Regions from separate parts of the Homo sapiens genome. Here region 1 is linked to region 2. A link is a loop called in an ENCODE intact Hi-C map of the cell type or tissue named here. Cell type or tissue: dorsolateral prefrontal cortex. All regions are shown on one strand. Region 1 overlaps IFITM10 (interferon induced transmembrane protein 10). Region 2 overlaps LINC02708 (long intergenic non-protein coding RNA 2708).

Region 1 (2,500 bases), 51 kb after region 2:
GACAGATGGAGAATGGATGGATGGAAGATGGATGAATGATAGATGGATGGAGGATGGGAAAGATAAATGTGTGATGCTGATATTCAGAAAGGAGTGAGTGGGTGAGTGTGTACATCCAAAACCCAACGCAGAACCCACCCACCTAACCTGTTCTTTCTGACCGCCCTGTCACTGGAAGGTCTCACAGCCTCCTGGGCTCACATCTAGCAGCTGCTGTGTCCTAGCCACACCTGTTCCTCCTCTCCCACCCCCATCCCCAGCTCGCAAGCTCTCCCACCTGGACCACCACACTGGGACTTGAACCTTCTGCCTCGAGGCTTGTCTTGTCTCCTTCCCCTACACTGGTTGCAGATTTCATGGCCCTGATCATATCCTTCTCTTTCCATGGCTCCTACAGATGAGAGCCCAGCCCCTCACGAGGTTTTCAAACCCGTTCACCGCACTGCCTCAGGCACTCTTCCAGGAATGTCTTCCATCTCCCATTGAGGACAGGGGCCTTGCCGACCCCCTAGACTGCCCCACCTACGTGTCTTAGTTTATGCCATTTTCCCCGCCTGAAACACCTTTCCCCTCACCAAGCTTCAAGGCCCAGTGAAATTGCTGCCTCCTTCTAGAAGTTTTCCAGCCTCACCCCAAACTGGGAATGAAGTATTCCTTTTCTGAAACACTGTGGTGCTTCTTCCGTCTCACCATGTGTCCTCTGTCCACCCACCCATTAGACCCACATGTCCTGACCCATCTGTTGGCCAGCTCTGCCTTGGGCACAGATTGGCTGGGGTGAGCAGATGTGGCTGGGGCAGGACTGTCTCTGGAGGCTTTGCAGAAGAGAGACCCAGATCTCACAAAAGCTCTCCAGGCCGAGGATGTGCACATCGCTCACATCACATTTGCCGAGTGACCGGGGCGGGGAACCGCTGAGGCCAGAAGGGTTAAAAAGGCAGCTTGGATGCTGAGATGAGACGTTTGGCCATCATCCAGCTGACCGCGGGAGCCAGTGGTCATCAGGAGACAGTGTGTGGAGGCGGCATGAATGGAGAATTGACTTTTTGTATCTCTGCCTTCCCCGGACACCAGGCTGTGCAAAATAAGGCTTCAATCTCTGCGCTGCAGATCCAGCCTGCGTTGAGCCGAATTGGCCCATGTGGGTGGGGGGGGTGGATGGATGGCTGGACGGGTGGATGGACACGTGGGGGCAGGCAAGGACACACTGTCTAGTTCATACCACTGCATGCGGGCCTCCGCCCTGCTCACGTGTGCTGGCTTGAATGTTGTTTTGTTTCTATTTGTTTTGTGAACAGATGAGGGAACAGGGGCTCAGTGAGGCAAGATGGCTTGTCTGTCCCAAGAGCTCGGATTTTAGCCAAGACCTTCTGAACCTAGGGCCACCCCGCGTCCTTGGTGTAGGGTGCAGGTCAGGAGACCTGCAGCTGGGTGACCAGATGGATGCATTCCCAGGCGTGGGGTCCACAGCCAGCCAGTTCCGTCCTCCCTTCTGCCCAGGATGGAGACAGGTCACCTTGCACCCACTCCCAGGTATGCCCCAAAGCCTCTCTGCCCTGGCTGCCCCCGCCCACCGCAGGAAGGACACAGGAGGAGCAGGCTTGGGAGGAGGTGTAATGAGCCGTCCCTGACCCTCAGAAGGGTCAACCTCACACCACCCCCAACCCCTGCAGAAACCCGGCACCATCCAGAAATCCCTGACCTACCTACAACCCGAGCCAGATGGGCCTGCCCCATGCCAGCCGGCCAGCCACAGCCTGAGCCAAGCGGGAGGAGGGACAGCTTCCGGACGGGAGCCCAGGCAGCCAGACCCATGTCCGCAGGCTGTTGGCAGGGCACAGAGAGAGGGGAGGCAGAGCTCCACCAGCTGCAGCTTCAGCCCCCCAACACTGGAGCTTTCTGCTCAGGATTGGTCTGGGGAGCCACAGCTGGAGCTGGTCGGAAGCATGACCTCCAATTCCAGGGGCCCTTTTCCTTTGTTGCTTCTACACACACACACACACGCAGGAATACTCACCACCACACACACATGCTCTCACACACTTGTGCACACACATTTACACGTACCATGCACACTCACGTATGATTACACACGCATGCACAGTCAGGTACATACATCACACATGCACACACTCACACACACTTGTGCACACACATTTACATGAACCACACACGTGTGATTACACACATGCACATGCAGGTACAGACAACACACAGGCACACACCCTCACACACTTGTGTACACACATTTACACGTGCCATGCACACTCGTGCGATTACACACACATGCACACACTCAGGTACATACACACAGCACACATGCACACACCCTCACACACCCGTGCACACACATTTATACGTGCTATGCACACTCACGTGTGATTACACACACGTGCACACTCAGGTACATACAGACAGTACACAGGCACACCCCACACACACTTGTGCACACACATTTATACGTGCCATGCACACTCATGTGTGATTACACACACGTGCA
Region 2 (2,500 bases):
GAGCCCGGCTCTCGAATGTCCCTCCTCCCCCGACCTCCTTCGGTGCCCCTGGCCATGCCAGCCCTGAGCATGAAGCCTTCAACTTTCCCACGCACCCACTTCCACTCTCCAGGGCTGAGGAGCAGGAAGGAGATGGCTTGGAGGGGTGAGCCCCTGTCCTGTTCTCAGAGGGTCACAGCTACTCACTACCTGCTACGAAGACAGGGAAGGGTGGGAGCCGTTCTAAACCAGCATCAGTGCATGCCACAAAATAGAAGCCGTGCATTACAAACTAGAAACGAGGGCTTGGTTGCAGGCACCTTCCCTAGAGACCCTGGCTGAGCAGAGGCTGGGGTCTGGCTGCGCTGCTCTGACGGTGTGCACGGGCGGGCTAGGCACTCGCCCTGAGTCCCAGAAAGAGGAGCCCACAGATACAAAACTTAAAGGATGTGTTATTTTATTTTTTAATTTAATTTTTGTTTTTTCAAAAGCATCAAAGTCATTGTGATTGGAAGGAATGCGCAAGTTGGTCTGGGGTGCTGTCCCTGGGCGCCGAACCAGCCGGGGACATGGCCCCTGGAGAGCTGCCGACCCCGGGGCTAGGGGAGTGGTCTTGCGAGGAGCCTTTGCTTCCCACTCGCCGGCCGCCCCGCGGGGCCCTCCTGCCACCAGGTGGCGCTTCTCGGCCAGCCCGGGCCGCAGGACCTGCAGTCTCGTTTCCCCAGGAATGGCGACGGCCCTGTTATTCCCATCACAATTTTACAGGTCAGAAAAGGAGACTCGGAGTGCATATATAGCAACTTGGAGAAAGTCGCAAGGGACGAAGGACCCTTCCCCGGACACAGGAACCTTCTGGGGGATGGGGACAGGGACTCAGGTGCAGAGAAAACCAGAGCTGCTACCGTGGGGACAGAAAGGGAGTCTACCCAGAGACAGCAGAGGCAGGAGCTGCCCCCCCTCTTTGCCCCCAGTGGCCCCGAGCGAGGGGTTGCCACCACCTAGAGCCTGGGGACCAGGGGCCAGTGCCTGGGGACGGAGGCCGTGGTCGAGACAGGCGAGGGATGTGGCGGAGACAGGGAGGCCCAGGTCGGCTGGCACAGGGCAAGGAGCAGGCGAGCCGACCCCAGGGCCTTGCCCTTGTCACGCCCCCTGCCATGTTCCTGCTGGCCCCCTTCCTGTTCTGTGAGGTCAACACGCAGGAGAAAGGGGCAGAAGGGAAGGTCTCCCCACACCGAGGGCTCTGCCCGCTTGGGCCAGGGGTTGGGGGGTGGTCATGGCACCAGGGCTGCTCTGAGCTACAGCCCCGAGGGGGGGCCGGGCGATGCCTCCTCCTCCGTGCCAGCCTGTGCCGGGGCCCCTAGGAACCCCCAAGTCCCTGCCTGTGACCTCTGCAGAGCCCAGCAGGCGCCTCCCCGCCCTCGGCCACAGGCTCGGAGCTCACGGCCCCCAGGGGGCGCTCAAGGACTGCTCATCTGCGCTTCTGCCGCGGGCAGCTCTGACCCCTCCCGCTGCGCTCCTCCAGCCGCATCCCTGCAGCCTTGGGCCCTACTGGCCCGGGGGAGGAGGCACTGCGCTTTGGGGAGGAAGAGAGACTAAAGGGGAGACCGAGAACCCCGGGTCAGGAAGCGGAGAGCTAAAACGACAACCGTGGGTCAGCGGAGGCCGGCAACTTCATTTCATGACCTCTGGCCTCCAAAGCAGCTCTGCAAAGTGGTCAATGCTCCTCTCGTTGTGTAGATGAAGATACTGAGGGCCAGGGAGGCTGTGGACTGCCTGATGTCACACGACTGGTGGGGCGGCGGGCGGGTCTGTCCCCAGGCGATTGTCCTCGAGGCACACGGCGGGGCAGAGCTTGGAAGCGGCCGAGGTGGGGGTCCCTGGGTGTGGATGTAGTGACCCCGGAGCCACGTGGAGCCACCTTCAGACCCAGAGCTGAAGCAGGAGGGTGACCGGTAGAGCAAGGCCGTGCACACCCCCGTTGCAGAATTGAAAACGCGCCTCAAAATAAAACCCCGTGTTTCACAAGAATGCACTAATTCCCGAAGATATCCGGGCGCACGGGATGCAGTGGGGATTGGAGATGCAGGGGCCATGCAAGTGAGAAGGACCCTGCTCAGCGTGAGGCTCTGATGGTCTTGAATTCCTTTGCCATGCTCGGACAAGGGGCCTGCGCTGTCACGTTGCTTTGGACCCTGAAAATTCGGGAGCCCGTCCTGAGCCCACGCTGCCATAGTTGCCAGGTATCCAGCATATGCACAAAACACCTCCACGCCGGTGCTCTGCCCTGCCCTGCTCTGGAGACCCACATCCAAGGACAGGTCTCTCCTATGGCAGCCCTGCTCCCTGCCCTTCTTCCCCACCTGCTCAGTCCTGCAAAGCCTTCGGCCAAGACTGACACCTGGGGGTTCTGTCTCCCACACTCTAGGGGCCTCCTCCACATGTCGGTGACCTCTGACCACTGTTTCAGACCCACAGCTCCTGGGTGCACTCAGCATTGGGTCCCTATGGTATCAGAGTGTTC

Evidence for each region. Hi-C counts contacts between places; a loop is a spot of excess contacts. Peaks named below come from ENCODE experiments on the same cell type or tissue, not always from the same donor. Only the 100,000 strongest peaks of a DNase experiment are listed, where the experiment ranks them.
Region 1: a loop joins it to region 2, with 4 times the contacts of the local background. A loop is called at or near these places in 11 of 110 quality-filtered maps.

Annotation. Positions count from the first base shown.
Region 1 is chr11:1,743,493-1,745,992 of GRCh38, forward strand. All of the region lies in intron 2 of IFITM10 (interferon induced transmembrane protein 10), which reads right to left. Among named protein-coding and RNA genes, the nearest start is that of IFITM10, 5.9 kb to the right of the region's middle. RefSeq lists an enhancer at 109-467. In dorsolateral prefrontal cortex, no CTCF peak of the experiment used is centred here; DNase peaks (open chromatin) are centred at 1,169 and 1,782; H3K4me3 peaks cover 1,105 bases; H3K27ac peaks cover 1,427 bases.
Region 2 is chr11:1,692,734-1,695,233 of GRCh38, forward strand. It overlaps LINC02708 (long intergenic non-protein coding RNA 2708), which reads left to right. Exons shown (of 3, transcript NR_187232.1): 3 at 1-2,007. Among named protein-coding and RNA genes, the nearest start is that of KRTAP5-6, 3.2 kb to the right of the region's middle. In dorsolateral prefrontal cortex, CTCF peaks have their summits at 645 (motif pointing right), 1,429 (motif pointing right) and 1,630; DNase peaks (open chromatin) are centred at 658, 1,008, 1,438, 2,038 and 1 weaker place; H3K4me3 peaks cover 1,433 bases; H3K27ac peaks cover 831 bases.